Linked DNA regions of Homo sapiens: region 1 is linked to region 2. Evidence: read pairs that join two places in POLR2A ChIA-PET (ENCODE). Cell type or tissue: GM12878. All regions are shown on one strand. Links, peaks and the distances in the headings refer to the core of each region. The heading gives the core; the rest is flanking DNA.

What was found. Peaks named below come from ENCODE experiments on the same cell type or tissue, not always from the same donor. Only the 100,000 strongest peaks of a DNase experiment are listed, where the experiment ranks them.
Region 1: POLR2A ChIA-PET joins it to region 2 with 11 read pairs; 4 of 35 experiments call an interaction of 5 or more read pairs at or near these places.

What each region holds. Positions count from the first base shown.
Region 1 is chr7:150,397,811-150,405,238 of GRCh38, forward strand. ZNF775 (zinc finger protein 775) reads left to right here. Exons shown (of 3, transcript NM_173680.4): 3 at 1-820. The coding sequence ends at 285. It also overlaps a transcript of LOC728743 not described here. Among named protein-coding and RNA genes, the nearest start is that of ZNF775-AS1, 18 kb to the left of the region's middle. RefSeq lists enhancers at 1,383-1,970, 1,971-2,558, 2,889-3,413, 3,414-3,937, 3,944-4,619 and 2 more and a silencer at 7,169-7,428. In GM12878, for the core only: no CTCF peak of the experiment used is centred there; no DNase peak of the experiment used is centred there; H3K27ac peaks cover 593 bases.
Region 2 is chr7:150,780,117-150,787,544 of GRCh38, forward strand. LOC105375566 (a long non-coding RNA gene) reads right to left here and starts at 1,013. Exons shown (of 4, transcript XR_928163.2): 1 at 567-1,013. In GM12878, for the core only: no CTCF peak of the experiment used is centred there; a DNase peak (open chromatin) is centred at 4,343.

The DNA.
Region 1 (7,428 bases), core at 2,100-4,599, 380 kb before region 2:
CGCCAGTTCATCTGCAACGAGTGCGGCAAGAGCTTCTCGTGGTGGTCGGCGCTCACCATCCACCAGCGCATCCACACGGGTGAGCGGCCCTACCCGTGCCCCGAGTGCGGCCGCCGCTTCAGCCAGAAGCCCAACCTGACGCGGCACCGGCGCAACCACACAGGCGAGCGGCCCTACCTGTGTCCCGCCTGCGGCCGCGGCTTCAGCCAGAAGCAGCACCTGCTCAAGCACCAGCGCGTGCACCGCGCGGCCCCTGCGTGCAGCCCCAAGGAGGAGGCGCGCTAGTGGACTGGACCTCAGCGGACCCGTGGTGGTGCGGGGGATGTTTGCGGGGTGTGTGTGGGGAGTGGGGGTGGCCAGGATTGCTGGCTCTTAGAACCCCTTAGAGCGGGACCGGTGGATTCCTTAAGGCTCTGAAGGGCTGAGAACAGTTCTAGAAGCGTCCCAAAGGGTGCTGGGAAAGGTCCCAGCGTGGGTTGAGGGAGGAGGGAAGATCCGAGTTCCTCACCGCGGGCCGGGATGTGACCACCCTCTTCAGAGGTTGGACCCCAGGCTTCAAGCACCGAGTGAGGGGTCTGTTGGGGACGCTGGGAGAGTCTCTGGTGTGAAGTGGCTTAGGTCTGGACTGGTCAGCTGTGGCACCAGCCGGTCCTGCCCACGCTTCAGGATGGCCGGGGGCTGCCCCTGTGGGAGAGTTGCCAAGACTCGGCGATACCAAGGATGGAAGCCAGAGGCTGTGGCGAGGGAGAGCCAAGCATATTCCCAGCACCAGGGCCACTGCTGGCACGTCGTAGACATCCAATAAATATTTTTGGAAGGAGTGAATGGTTTGATGTCCCTCTCCATCCCTGCCAGCCCCCTGCCCAAGGTGTGTGTGTGGTTGGGCCCGACTCTAGAACTGGTATGTGTGTGATGGTCAGGCAGGCATGAGCGGGGTGGGCTCTGCTGAGGCTTGGCTGCCTGAGGAGGTAGCTGTGCAGGAGAGAGCCAAACACGCTGCTTCTATTCCTGTCTGGGGCATGTCTGAAGTGGGCTGGCTGTCTTGACTGGCTTGGATCCTTATCAGTCTGGTGTTGCAGAAGAGAGAATGGATGGAATATTCCACGTGGTCTCACTTTCCTTTCTGAACCACCCTTGCTGAAGCCCGGGTCTGTGTGTGCTCAGAGATCCATTTGCCCCAGGCTAGGAGCACAGCACTCCCCACACCCAGTTCTTGCCAGGGGTGTTTTCTCTCTTCCCTTCTCCAAGTCAGTTTAGTGTCTTCCCACATACCCTCCTCGGCCTCCTGCCCCCAAGAGGTCACCCCTCACGCCCTTCCAAAGCAGGGTTGGCTGAGTCCCTGGTGCTGACAGAAGAGCCCAGGACTCCAGCCCAGGCTGTGACCTCAGATGGTGTCTTCCCAGAGGAGAGGAGGGAACTGGAGATGGTGGTGATGGGTTTGGGGTGCCAGGGTTGGGTAGCTGGGAGGTAGGAAGAAAGGACCCCAACATGGCTCTAGAGAAGGAAGAAGTGCACTTGCCCCCATCTCACAGCCCAGATCCTTCTCTGTATGCAGAGAAGTGTTACCTTCTGGGAGCTGCCACGGTTCAGCCTAGCTTCTGGTCACTGTTCTTTAATCCTCTGTATCTGGAAAATACTCCAGTTGTAGATCTATGGAAGGACATACGAAGGTGATGGGTGGACCCGGAGGGCCGCCCTGACTGTTATGGCTTACTAGGGTAACAGTGCCGATGATGGTTAGCACTCAGCCAGGGCTGCTGCATCTCCGTCCCGTTCTTTGATCACAAAACATGCAGTGTGAAATCACACGGGGTGTTGTACGCCGGGGTTGCTACCACCTACTTGAGCATTCAGCGCTTAGGACCACGGGAAACCAAACCAGGAGGGTTTTCCTGGGCACCCTCCACCCGACACCAGCCCTAGGGGCTGCCCTGACTCTAATGACCTGCCCCTCTCCTGGAACTCCCCTTCCATCCTGCACCGCCCCAGGGAGTGCTTGACTGCCTTGCAGCTCATCAAACCCTGCTTTAACAGGGTGGGGGAGGGGGGCTCAGGAGTCCTTTGCTTTTTTCTCTTTGCCACTTGCCAAATTCTGAAATCAAGTTGAGCAAGCCCACCCACTTCAGGCCTCACTGAGTCCCGTCTTTCATTCCTGGGTTAGAGAAACACTGCCCGCAAGGACAGATCTGTGGAAACACTAGGTCCCTGTGACTCAGGTGCCGGAGGATGCAGTGTCAGCAGATGCTGACGAGATCAGTCCTGCAGGAGCATCTTTACGACAGAACATGTTATTTTCCATAAGTGGCCTGTTTAATGATCAAATCAGTCAAATAGCTGTGCTGGTAGGACTTGGGGTTAAAAATGAGGCCTAATTGCAGCTTTTTTCTCCAGCACCAATTCATGAGAATGCCTGCTCGCTGACCCCAGGTGACTGGGCCTCCCACAAATGGGTGTTTTGGGTCACAAAGGGGGCAGGGTCAAATCCCTCAGGCAAAGAGTGACTGAGGTGTATGACTCACTGACCAGGCCGGGACTGCACGGCATTCGTTCACTAAAGAAGCCTGCTGTGTGCCAGGCATCATGCTCAGATGCTGCCCGAGACACAGCCCCTACCCGAAGAGCTCAAGGACCTTTATGGAAAATCATTTTGATACACACAGGGCTTGGGACCATCTATGTGTTCAACTCTTTAAAAAATGGTTCCCAGCCCCAGTTCTCTTAGCAAGGCTTTCTAATTCATTATCTCATTTAATCTCGCCATGAGTCAGGCAGGGCAGTAACACATGGGAAAGGAGGGTGGGGGTGGGGATAGTGTGACCTGTCCACCAGGTCCTGCTACAAATTGACAGCAGATCCCAGGCCTCGTGTTAGCCCAAGCTGCTTCTACTGTCACATTGCAGCCTTCTGCAAGGATGGGGTGGTACTGTCCTTCTCACTTCTCATTCTCTTCCATTTTAAAATGATAAACCTGGGTCAGAGGATATTTAGGAAGAGGCATTGTCATTAAGTCCAAGACAAGATGGTCAGATTTGTTATCCTAGTGGGTTACAATCCAAAATACTCTGGAGCATGCTGAGATTAAGGTGGTTGCCAAGGGAACAGAAAACAGCCATGAGTAAATAAATCAAGACTTTAAAGGATTTAGATCGGGTCTATGGCCAGGTAAGTGCAGACCTTTGTATTCTTTCCAAGGCCAGGTAAGTGCAGGTCTGCAGTGGGGATCTGTGGCCACGTGGTCACAGATGTGGAAACATCCTGCAAATGCAGCCACGCTGCTTCGTACAGGCGGTGCAGTGGCTGGCATGGGGAGCCAGGTGAGCTTGGTGATGTTGGGGCTTCTGGAACTGCCTGCATCATCCTTGTATTTCTTTGTTAGGAGCAAGTCTGGACCTAAGAAAGATGGTGTAGGTTCTCGGAAAATGGTTGTTTTTTGGCAAGGGACACGAGCTTCAAGTCGTCCGGTAAGGCAGTCGGCCTCATTGAGAGGGTTTGGTGTCCCACTGCCCAGTCCCGGGGAGCTGCCTGACGGAGGGTAGACTGCAGTGACCAGAGGCAGCCGCTCAGCCATGCAATAGCACAGGCCGAGGGAGAGGGCAGGCCCCTCGTGGACTTGGCAGAGAGAAATGGGTGGGAGTGGGGGATGTGAAACCTTTTGTTACTTTTTAGTGGTTTGAATTTAGTAAAGAAATATCTTTGACCTTTAGGCAGCAGGAGGAGTATTGGGGCCAAAAACAGTGTGTTCTCACATATCACTGTTCTTCCTGCATTGTGGCAGGGGCAGTGAGAGAGGGAAATGAATGGACTCCCTTAAGTTATCCCTTAGGCTAAAAAGAGAACAGCCTCTTTTGGGTTGACTGGATTTGGAGGAGGTGTCCTAAACAGGCTGTTCAACAGGGGACTTTTTGTGATGATGACAGCGCTCTATTTCTGTGCTGTCCAGACTATAGCCACTAGCCACATATGGCTATTGAGTATTTAAATGTGGCTTGTACGGCTGAGGAACTGAACTTTATTCAATTTTAATTCATTTAAATAGCCCCACGTAGCTACTGGGCATAACAGCCCCAGGGATGATAGGATGACACTCCTATTGATAAGAAGCTAGAAACATTGTTTCTTTTCCCTTCACCTTCTCCCCTCTGCTCACCACCTCCGGGAGAGCCAGATAGTTCTGGGGTTCAATTCTGGCTTTGTCATTTAAACCATAGGTCCTTGGGCAAGTAACTTATGTAAAGCATGCAGTATAGTGCCTGGCACACAGCAAGCACTCAATAAATGGTAGCTATTGTTGTTTTAATAAACTTGAATGGTTACTTGCAGAGCAATTGTGCCCATGGAAAGGGAAAAAAGGGTTTTTCCCTTGCTTAGCTTAACCCACATAAAGAATTAACCATCTCCAGTGTGAAGCAGGCCTGCTGCAAGTTTAAGGGTTTGAATTGATGTCATAGGTCACATCCTGGGTTTTAATTCCAAGGAAAGAGAACTTTGGAGCAGATGAGGCCTCACGCTGAGCCTCACATCTCCATCCAGGCCTCTGCAGAGCAACTCAGCCCTCACAGGGCAGCAGCTTTGCCTGCACCTCCTCATTCCTTGCATTGCATCAGCTCTCCTCCTCCTCCAAACCCTTGGGGGCCATCTTTTCTCTCTGCGCCGCCTGAGCTATTAGATGTAGCTTGCAGAGGAGCATACCTTCATTCAACAGACATCGACTGAGGACCTATTGTATGCTGGACACGTGGGACAAAGAGACGCTAAAATAGTCCCTGCCCTTTGAAGTTCATAACCTGGTGGGGAAAACAAAAGTGTGCTAAATTCCAAATCTGGGATCAGCATAAGGTGCTTTGGAGAGAGGGATCAGACTGCTGTCCAGTCCTGGGAGATGGGAGATGGGAGAGGCTTGTCAAGGGGGAGGTGGTTGCCCTGCTGAGTGAGGAAGCCCTAGGGACGCAGCCCTACAGGAGGAGCTGGAGGATGCGGGGAGCAGGGTCTGGAGCTGCCCCGAGGAGGCCCATGGGGTGATCTGTTTGTCCACCTGTTGTGCCCCAGGGTGACTACAGTGCAGAGTCTGGGACAGGGTTCACCTGAGCTACACGTTTACCCATGGTCTACAGGAGCCACGAGCAACACATCTACCCACACGGGAGCCATGGTCTGCTGTTCTCCAGGACGCCTTGGTTGTGGGCAGTCCAGGCCTTTGTTAGGGTCCAGAGTCCAGCTGCCATATGGATCTGTCAGAATAGTGGTGATCCCTGTGCCAGCCACTGCGCTGCCTGTATGAGGAAGCATGAAGCAGGGCTGTGTTTGCAGGGTGTTTCCATATTGGCACTCTATCGTGCTTGCCGCAGCACCTAAGAATGGGATGAGGGGGAACCTTGGGGGAGACAGGGGAGGTGGGTGTATGTGCACGAAACTAGAGAAGTGAAGTGCCTGAGCTCAAACCACCGTGGCAGAGCAGAGAATGGAGGCCTCTGGGAGCCCTTGGGCCTTGGCTTCCCCGCTGAGACAGGGCAGGTTTGAGGTGGTACTGCCCGTGTCTGTGTCCACCCCCATCCCCTAGCCGTGTTCTTTTCCTTTCTATTTTGGTTCAGCTTACCTAGAAATGCTGCTAAAAATATGGGAGACATCCTCAGGCATATTATTGATTTTGCTTTTGAAAAACATGGTGTTCACCGAGTGTCCCCATTTCTCTTATGGTCTGCAGAGGAGATGAACACTGGGGGCTCTGGCAGGTGACAGCAGGGGCTGGAAAGCTGGGCAGTGTTGATGTGCTCCGAGTGGAGGCACGGGTGGGGTTGGTCATCAGCACCTGGGGTGCTGGTGTCACTGCATGAGAACTCAACATCTGTCCTATGGACTAGTTTCTTTGTCTTCCTAGTATTCCCTTCCCGTTGTCTCTGTTTAAAATGCCAATTTCCGTGGGACGTGGAACTCCTAAAGTCCCACATCCAGCAGTGAGGTGTCTCCAGGAGCAGTGAAGGGATGGGGTGGGGGTTGGGGTAGGAGTGGATTCTCCAGAGGCCACAAGCCAGACGGGTGGGGCCTGGTGGGGCAGACTGGTCCTCCAAGCGAGCTGTGAAAGCAGGCAGGCCTGACCTCCAGGCCTGGTGTTGGGAGGAAGGGGCTGATTTTACAGCCTGGGGTCTCCCACCTGGAATTCTTCAGTTCCCAGGCTCCAGAAGGCACAGTGGGCACCTGCAGAGCTGCAGAGAGGACCCTCATGGTATCGGGAGGCCCGCATCTCTCAATGCCCTCCATCAGGCACAGCGCCACCCCAACCACCACATCCATTGTCTGCTGCAAGGATCCCTGCCTGGGCCTTGGAGAGAGAGTCGCGTTTCTCCACCTGGCAGCTACAGAGAGGCCACAGAGAAAAAAGCCTATTTAATGTTCTTCTACTACTTGTGACTTTTAAAATAACTTTTCCTCTCAGGCCTCTGTTTTTTTGTCTGTCAAATGTACACCCTCAGGCACGTTCTCACTGGGGCCCAGGTTTTTACTTCCCTGTCGTCACACACTATTTATGTCTGAGGGTCTCAGTCCCAGGGCGGTGCAGTGGAACACAAGCTGGGCCACGGTGCTGGGTCACGGTGCCGTGTTCCCGTCTGTGCTCTGCTACTTAGAGCTGTGAGTGTTGGAGGAAGCCACTCTGTGTTTCAATTTTATTTTCCCGTCTATAAAATGGGATAAAACCCACACAAGGTAGGGTGCACATGGTTATTGGAAGGTTCCCACGAGATCATAACATGGAAAAGGGCTTTGTAAAAGGCAAAGTTATGTCCGAGTAAGGGACATTATCATTAAATGGCAGCTGGAAGCTGTAATTTGGTTCTGCCCTCTCACGCCCGCTGCTACTCCAGACGTCGTAAGTTGCTCTTTTATGGGATATCTCTGGCTTGACTGCGGGTTCCGTTCTGAGGAGGTGGGGTCAGCAGGGGCCTGATGTCTTCTTCCTTTCCCTCTGGTCACTCTAGTGATATAACCCAGGCCATATAGTCAGGCAGACTTTGGCGAAACTGTCAGCGAGGGCAGCTCCTCGATTCGGCCCCTTTGACTATTGTCTCCAGTCCTGAAACCCTCGCCCAGGGCCGCTCCGCCGCCGGGCTCCGGCGCTCAGCCCATGTCACCCGGGGAAAGGCCGGCGCCTCCGTCCGACCCTCTTTCCTGTCGCTGGGGGCGGTTTGTGGGCCTGGCCTTGGGATTAGGAAAATAGGGATGGTGCTATAACGGCCGAATGCAGGCCTCAGGGAATCCCGAAAGGGGGAATGTCTGGGTCGGCGGATCGGGGGGCTTGAGAGGGCCCGCTCCGTGGGACGTTCAGGCCCCGGAACCGGCCCCCGCATGGTCGCCGCTCCGGCCCGGGCGGGCGCAGCGCTGGCAGCCCCGTTTTCCGCCAGCCGGGCTGCCGGAGAGTTAGACCTCCCAGCCTCA
Region 2 (7,428 bases), core at 3,161-5,660:
ATACATTTTATGTATATGTATATATAAATGTACATATACATTTTATGTATATGTATATATAAATGTACATATACATTTTATGTATATGTATATATAAATGTACATATACATTTTATGTATATGTATATATAAATGTACATATACATTTGCAAAACTTGAGTTTATATGCAGCTTTTTAAGGAACAGAACACTTGCTTGAAGTGAGTTTCCCCAAAGTATCTGAATGCCTGCCACACTCTCCTCTCCCCCATTACATGGTATTTCCTCACAGTTCAGATTGGCAAGTGCACTTGGGGTCACCCCAGACACATACCTTGCTCAGGAGCCTCTGAGTGCAGCTCCTAAATATCTGGGGCCTACAGCCTAGACAACCCACTTAAGTGCTAGTTACTATACCTAGTCTCTCAGCCTATTATAATTGGGACTCTTTCAACCGCACATGTCGTAAGCAAAAGATTGCTTAATGATCGTATACTAAAATGGTCAGGACTCAATCTGGCTTCAAGCACTGCTGAATTCAGAATTCAAGCAATACAATCAGGTGTGAGTTGTTTGTTGTTTCTCACCTGTCAGCTCTGACTTCCAGGTTGTCTTCATTCTGAAGCTCCTGGGGTGGTCTTTGGCAGCTCCAAGTGGACTTTTCACAGGGCAATGATGGCTGCCACAGCTCCAGCTTACATCCGTCTAGGTTCAAGTTCAGTGAGGAAAGCAAGAGCCTGTGATGGTGGCATAACCCAGAAGCCCTAAGATTTACTCTGATATGACCCATTCAGGCCATGTGCCCACATTTGAAACAATCTCCATGGCCTGGGGAAAATGATCTGCGGTTTAAGTTTGGGTCACAGGCTTTATCCCTGGAACTAAGGACAGAGCCCCACCATGAACACTTAGCCTGATAAAAAGGAAAAGGTAGGTCCAAAAATGGAAATCTGGGGCTGTTATTAGAAGAAAAGAGAATGGATGCAGGGCCATTTCTTGTTAGATTCTATGCTAGCACTAACTCGATGGTTCTCAAAAAAAATTTCCCCACCACAACAATTTCAACCAAGAATGGTGGTGTAACTTGAGAAAGTCCCTAGAGGATTTCACAACATCTCCAATTGCAAAAGTTCTCCCAGCTCACACCAAGAACCACTGGCCTACTCGATTATTCCCCAAATATGTCCTGTTGATCACATTGCAAACTGTTCAATACAAACGGCTTAAACAAACTCCATGTACAGCTGGAAAAAATAATTCATTCCATTTATTGATTCATCCAACAAATATTTAGAAGCTGTCCTCCCAACTCCCCCTAATATCTCTCTTGTGTATACAAGGCAGGAGGATTTGTTTGCCATTACAATTTATTGCTGACTTCCAAGTTTATATATACCAAATGCTCCTAAACTCCAGGCTAACATGTCCAAATGCCTTCTCAACATCTCAACCTGATCTCTAAAAATCCTCTCATATTTAACATGCCCCAAATTGAACTCCTGTTTTCTGTCATTTAAAAATGTTCCCTCCATAGTCTTCCATGTCTTGGTAATTAACAATACTTTGAAACAAAAACTTGGAAGCTGTCCTTTGCTCCCCTTCTTTTCTTACAACCCACATTCATCCTGTTTGGGAACCCTGTAAGTTCTGCTGCCCAAATATATTGAGAATCCAATCACTTCTTGCTACTTCCACTGCCACCATCATGGTCCAAAGCACATCAGTGCTTGCCTGGATTATTACAAGAGCCTGCTCAGTGTCCTTTGCCCTTTATCCCTAGCTCAGTAGTCAGGATTCATCCTTCTCACCCACCCACCCCCAATTCCACACATTCCCAGTTACAAAATGCTCTAGAAGGAACTGTAACAAGAGGCATCTAGCCCTACCTTTGCTGAAGAAGGGCAAGGCCCATCTCCTGGGGTTCCTGGCTCCTGCAGCCTCAGCATGGCCACATGTCCCTGCATCTGACTCCTAGGACCACAAACACTGACATACAACTGGTTCAGGGTTAGGATGTGGGAGGCCCCCTGGACATCTCAAGTAGCCCCACGTCAGTGACCATACAGACCCTTCTCTGACTCACTAACCCATTGAAGCCACTCATGCACCCTCCCATCCTCATCTCCACAACCACCAGCCAGTGTGCATGTCATCTTTTCTGAATGCAGCCTCCCAGATTTTGTTAACTTCACAAGGAAATTTTCTGGGCTGCGGAAGAGATCAGCAAATGAGTGAAACAAAATCATAAGATGCTGCTCCCCAGGCTCACGAACCTGATCCAGAGGAGCTTCTCTCTGTTCCTGGGCTTCAGGAACAGGCATGTGATGAGGGCACAAAAGACTAGACAGTAGGATGAAGTTCCAGAAGCGCCAGGCTTGGCAGTTTTCTGTCCTGACTGAGAACATGTTTGGTGAAGAAGAAAACAGCCAGCCACCAGAGCTGTTACTTTCAAGACAGACTTGGGCTTCCATATCTAAAAATATGGAAGTCTGGAGGCCTAAATCATCTAAAACATAATAATGTCATTAAATTAGAAATCAATAAGATCTAATGTAACTCAAGTATTCATTTTTTAGCAATGCAGTAGCCCAAAAGCCTTAAAAAATACTCACTACAAAAAAGCAGAAAATTCTGGACACAAATAGTTATTTTAAATTTTTGTAAATTCATTCAGAGCAACTGTCAATTTCTGTTAACTTGTTAAAAACTTGAGTTTTCATGGCTACATAGAGGACAGAAGAAAAACTGAGTGCCAACACAGGTGGAAAACAGATTTAGGTGCTTATATGAAACCAGGATGTTCAAATTATTCTATTTTCTGGCTGGGCACGGTGGCTCACGCCTGTAATCCCAGCACTTTGGGAGGCTGAGGCGGGCGGATCACTTGAGGTCAGGAGTTTGAGATCAGCCTGGCCAACATGGTGAAATCCCGTCTCTACTAAAAATACAAAAATTAGCCGGGTGTGGTAGTGGGCACCTGTAATCCCAGCTACTCGGGAGGCTGAGGCAGGAGAATCACTTGAACCTGGGAGGTGCGATTGCAGTGGGCCATACTCCAGCCTGGGTGACAGAGTGAGACTCTGTCTCAAAAAAAAAAAAATTATATTTTCAAGAGAAAAATAAACCCAAAAGAATTTTGCCCATAACAAACTGCGGCAAGGGCACTACCTTGGTTCTGGATAGAAAGGAAAGACTCTCCTGAGAAACTGTCGGCATTATAGCTCACATGTAGATTTGAGGCCTGCCTTAGTTTAGATTTCCCCAAAGCAGACTATGGCAAGGATGTGGATACACATAATTTATTTTGGATCCTGGAGATCACAAGTGAGAGAGTTAGGAGAGTGAGAAAGAAAAGGAGAAAAAAAGAGCATGTGCACTATGGGCTTAATCCACTAGAAATCTTTTGAAAAATATGTAGAATTTATAGCCTCAACTTATGATACCAAAAAATCTCAATCTGGGAATTTTTTAAATCCCAAACTTATAGTGATCCCAGGTTTCTGGCAGAAACAAACTAAAATCTTCTCTGAAAAAAGTACATTCATCAACCTAGGTTTCAAATATATCCCACAGATAAAGTTCCAACAAACATGAGGTCAAAATTTTTTTTTAAATCACAAAACATATAATTAAATAAAATATTTTTATATAAAAATCCCACAGCTAACACCAACGGTGAAAGACTGAAAGCCTTTTTGCTCATATCTGAAATGAGATGAGGAGGCTTATTCTTGCCATTTCTATTCCATGTAGTACTGGAAGTTCTAGCCGGAGCAAGTAGGCAAGAAACATAAATAAAAGGCATCCAAGCTAGAAAGGAAGAAGCAGAAGTATCTCTGTTCTCAGACAACATGATTTTATAGGTAGAAAACCCTAAAGATTTCAAACTCAGACACACACACACAAAAAATCTGTTTGAACTAATAATCTGTTTGAACTAATAAGTAAATTCAGCAAAGTTGCAGGATACAGAATCAACATTCAAAAATCAGTTGCGGGGCCAGGTATGATGGCTTATGCCTATAATCCCAGGACTTTGGGAAGTTAAGGTGAAAGGACCACTTCAGTCCAGGAATTCAAGGCTGTGGTGAGCTATGATTACACCACTGCACTCCAGCCTGGGCAATAGAGTGAGACTCTGTCTCTTTAAAAAAAAAAAAAAAAAAGGAGATGAACCTGAGTGGACTTTGCTCATGCCCACACTAAAACCTCCACCCGGGGAAGTTACAGTTTCCTGTTCATTGTACACCACCTATATGCTGGCATGAGGACTCGCTGAGTGCAGCTGAGAATCCTCTGCATGTGATGACGATGACGCACCCTCTCCACGGCCCCATAAGCCCTCCTGTCACTTTCTGTCGGGGAGGCATGGCTTTGGAGAATACCCTCAGTGCTCTCCTCACTTGTACGAAGTACAAGGCCTCCCATTAATGAAAACCTGAGTTCCCGCTAAAAGTTGTTTGTTACTTGGCAAGTGAACAAACCTCGTTTTTAGGGGTGAAACAGGAGGAATAGATTAAACCAGTAAGAAAGTGAGGAGTCAGGGGAGGGAGGTAAATGAGATAAATCCTGAAGTTCACAGCAGCACCTAGTGAAAGTGAATTCCTACTTCAGGAGGGGATTTTTTTGTACATTTGGCAGTTTTCCTAATATTTTGTTGCAACTTTTTGTGTGAGTGCTTCTTTGGATCTGAGGCTCCAGGCTTTCTCTGTGAAGTTTGACACCACAGGGCCTCATGCCATCCGCTAGAGAACCCTAAAGATTTCTTTAGAGTTAGAAATATCTGTAAAAGCAGACTCTGGGTTTTTGCAGAGGCAAGAGGTGGTCAAAAGAATTTTCCCAGTACAAGAAAATCCTCTCCTTTCTGCCATTTCATATCCTCCTCCTCTAGAAATACTTTTCCAGGAGGTTTTCCTGGTTGACCCAGGCAGCTAAGGTAGCAGAGGGCAGGGTAATTCCCAAGTGCCTCCCACACTGAGCAACAGAATTAGACACCACCCATCACCCACATCACATGAGCAAAGGCTGTGAATGCGAAGCCCAGACACTACTCCCTCTGCAACTTTCCTGCGGCCAGTCACTTCTGGAAACCTTGCCCTGCATCCCTCTTCCTTGTCTCAGCTGGAGTGGGGTGAGAAGAGCAGTGGGAAAGCAGCAGGGAAGAGGAGTCAGCCCTGACCACACTTCCCTCCCCAGCTCCTCCCCGTCCAGCAATCTGAGTCTCCTCTGGGAGACAGGCAAACCATGATCCGATAACTGCAGTTGTGTTGTGTTGTTTTGTTTTGTTTTGTTTTGTTTTGTTTTATTTTGTTTTGTTTTTGAGATGGAGTCTCGCTCTGTCGCCCAGGCTGGAGTGCAGTGGCGCGATCTCAGCTCACTGCAACCTCCACCTCCCAGGTTCAAACCATTCTCCTGCCTTAGCCTCCCAAGGATCTGGGACTACAGGCATATGCCGCCAGGCCTGGCGAATTTTTTTGTATTTTTAGTAGAGATGGGGTTTCACCGTGTTAGCCAGGATGGTCTCGATCTCCTGACCTTGTGATCCGTCCGCCTCGGCCTCCCAAAGTGCTGGGATTACAGGCTTGAGCCACTGCACCCAGCCGATAGCTGCAGTTTTTAACACGAAAAGGATTGGGCAATGACAGAGTTGTGAAATCTAGAATCTGGTCCTGATGTTAAAGAACCCAAGATCCAATGGGGAATGAGTGAGTTGACAAAATACAGTTAAAAGAAGTGACTAGAAAACAAAAAAAGAAGAAGAATCATTTCCTGTTTATACTCTGAATGGTTTTAAATCCTTCAATAAATATGTTGCACACAAATAGGCTTGAGATTATCTGCATGCCCTCGTGCCAGGGCCGTGAAGTCATGCCCATCTGTGTCTGTGCAGTTTTACCACCAAGACTGAGCTGTGCAAAGAGACAAATAGCTGTCAGCTTTTCCAAGTAAACAGAAGCAGAAAGAAGGAGTGTCACATCTGACTTTCTACAGAGCACAAAGATTCAGACTTCTAAGGCTATTCACAGGAGGGGAGAGGGGAAAGGATGGGAAGGAGAGACAGGAATAGAGGAAGTGGGGCCGGGAGAGGGATCAGATAGAGGGGAGACCATCTTCACTCAGAGGCTTGGAAACTCCAGGGGAAAAATACAGAAGTTGCCCGGCAGAAAGGGGCCATTTTGTGCAACAACAACCCAGGGGGAACAAAGAAAAAGAAAAAAGAAAACCACCAAGTTGACATTTGTCTACCAGAGTAAAAAAAGGAAAAGAATTGCTACTGGATCTAGCCATAAAAGGACTAACTTAGAGACACTGAAGTACAGGAATTAATACTATCTTCAGCTAAGGAAAGAGACCACTTTTTACTTTTAATTTCAGTATTTCAAAACCACTAGAGTTTTTTTTTTTTTTTTGGCAGGGGGTGTAGGGGATGGAGTCTCACTCTGTCGCCCAGGCTGGAGTGCAATGGCATGATCTCAGCTCACTGCAAACTCTGCCTCCCAGGTTCAAGCGATTCTCCTGTCTCAGCCTCCCGAGTAGCTGGGACTACAGGTGAGCACCACCATGCCCAGCTAATTTTTGTATTTTTACTACAGACGGGGTTTCACCATGTTAGCCAGGATGGTCTCTATATCTTGACCTCATGATCCGCTCGCCTTGGCCTCCCAAAGTGCTAGGATTACAGGTGTGAGCTACCGCGTCCAGCCACCACTAGAATTATTTTGTAAAACTCCAAGGTTAACAAGTTCATGAAAAGAATGAAAACAAAGAGATTAAATTCAGAGCCCTGTTCTGTATCTGAATTCTTTCCTGCAAACCACCTAACTGTAATATTCATACCCATGCCCCTCGAAATGTACGAAGCACATATAGTGCCTGGGACCTTGTGAAAATGCAGGTTCTGACTTGGCTGGTCTGGCGTGGAGGAGATTTTGCATCTCTAGCCAGTTCCCAGGGTTGCCCATGCAGGCCAGTGGATCACACCTTGAGCAGCAAGAATTGAGACCACCCACTGGCTGCCAAAATTTTTCTTTTACAGAATATAGAAGTGAAAAAAAAAATCAACCTTTACCCCCTAGTCTCTAAAAAAAAAAATTTTTTTGTTGCTTATTGACTGAATATTTATTAATAACCCGTAGAAGGCTGAATACAAGAAAAACATAGCTCCCACCTTCCTCCAGCCCATGGAGAAGCTCAGGATTATGAGCCGAGAAACTGTGACATCTTCCCTCGCCTCCAGTCTGGACCAGGTGTGTCCGCATGCCACCTGCTCTGCTAGTGCCAACAGGTCAGCACTGTGCCATCCCATGGGGAGTGTGACCTGCACAGAGAATCCCGTGCTCTGCCCCCAAAGCCCTCATGATTATAGAGAACAGAGTAGAGTTTCTACTGCTCCTTCATTATCCCTGGCCAGGCTCTCCCTCCTTCACCTCATTCTGCTCCAGTGACACA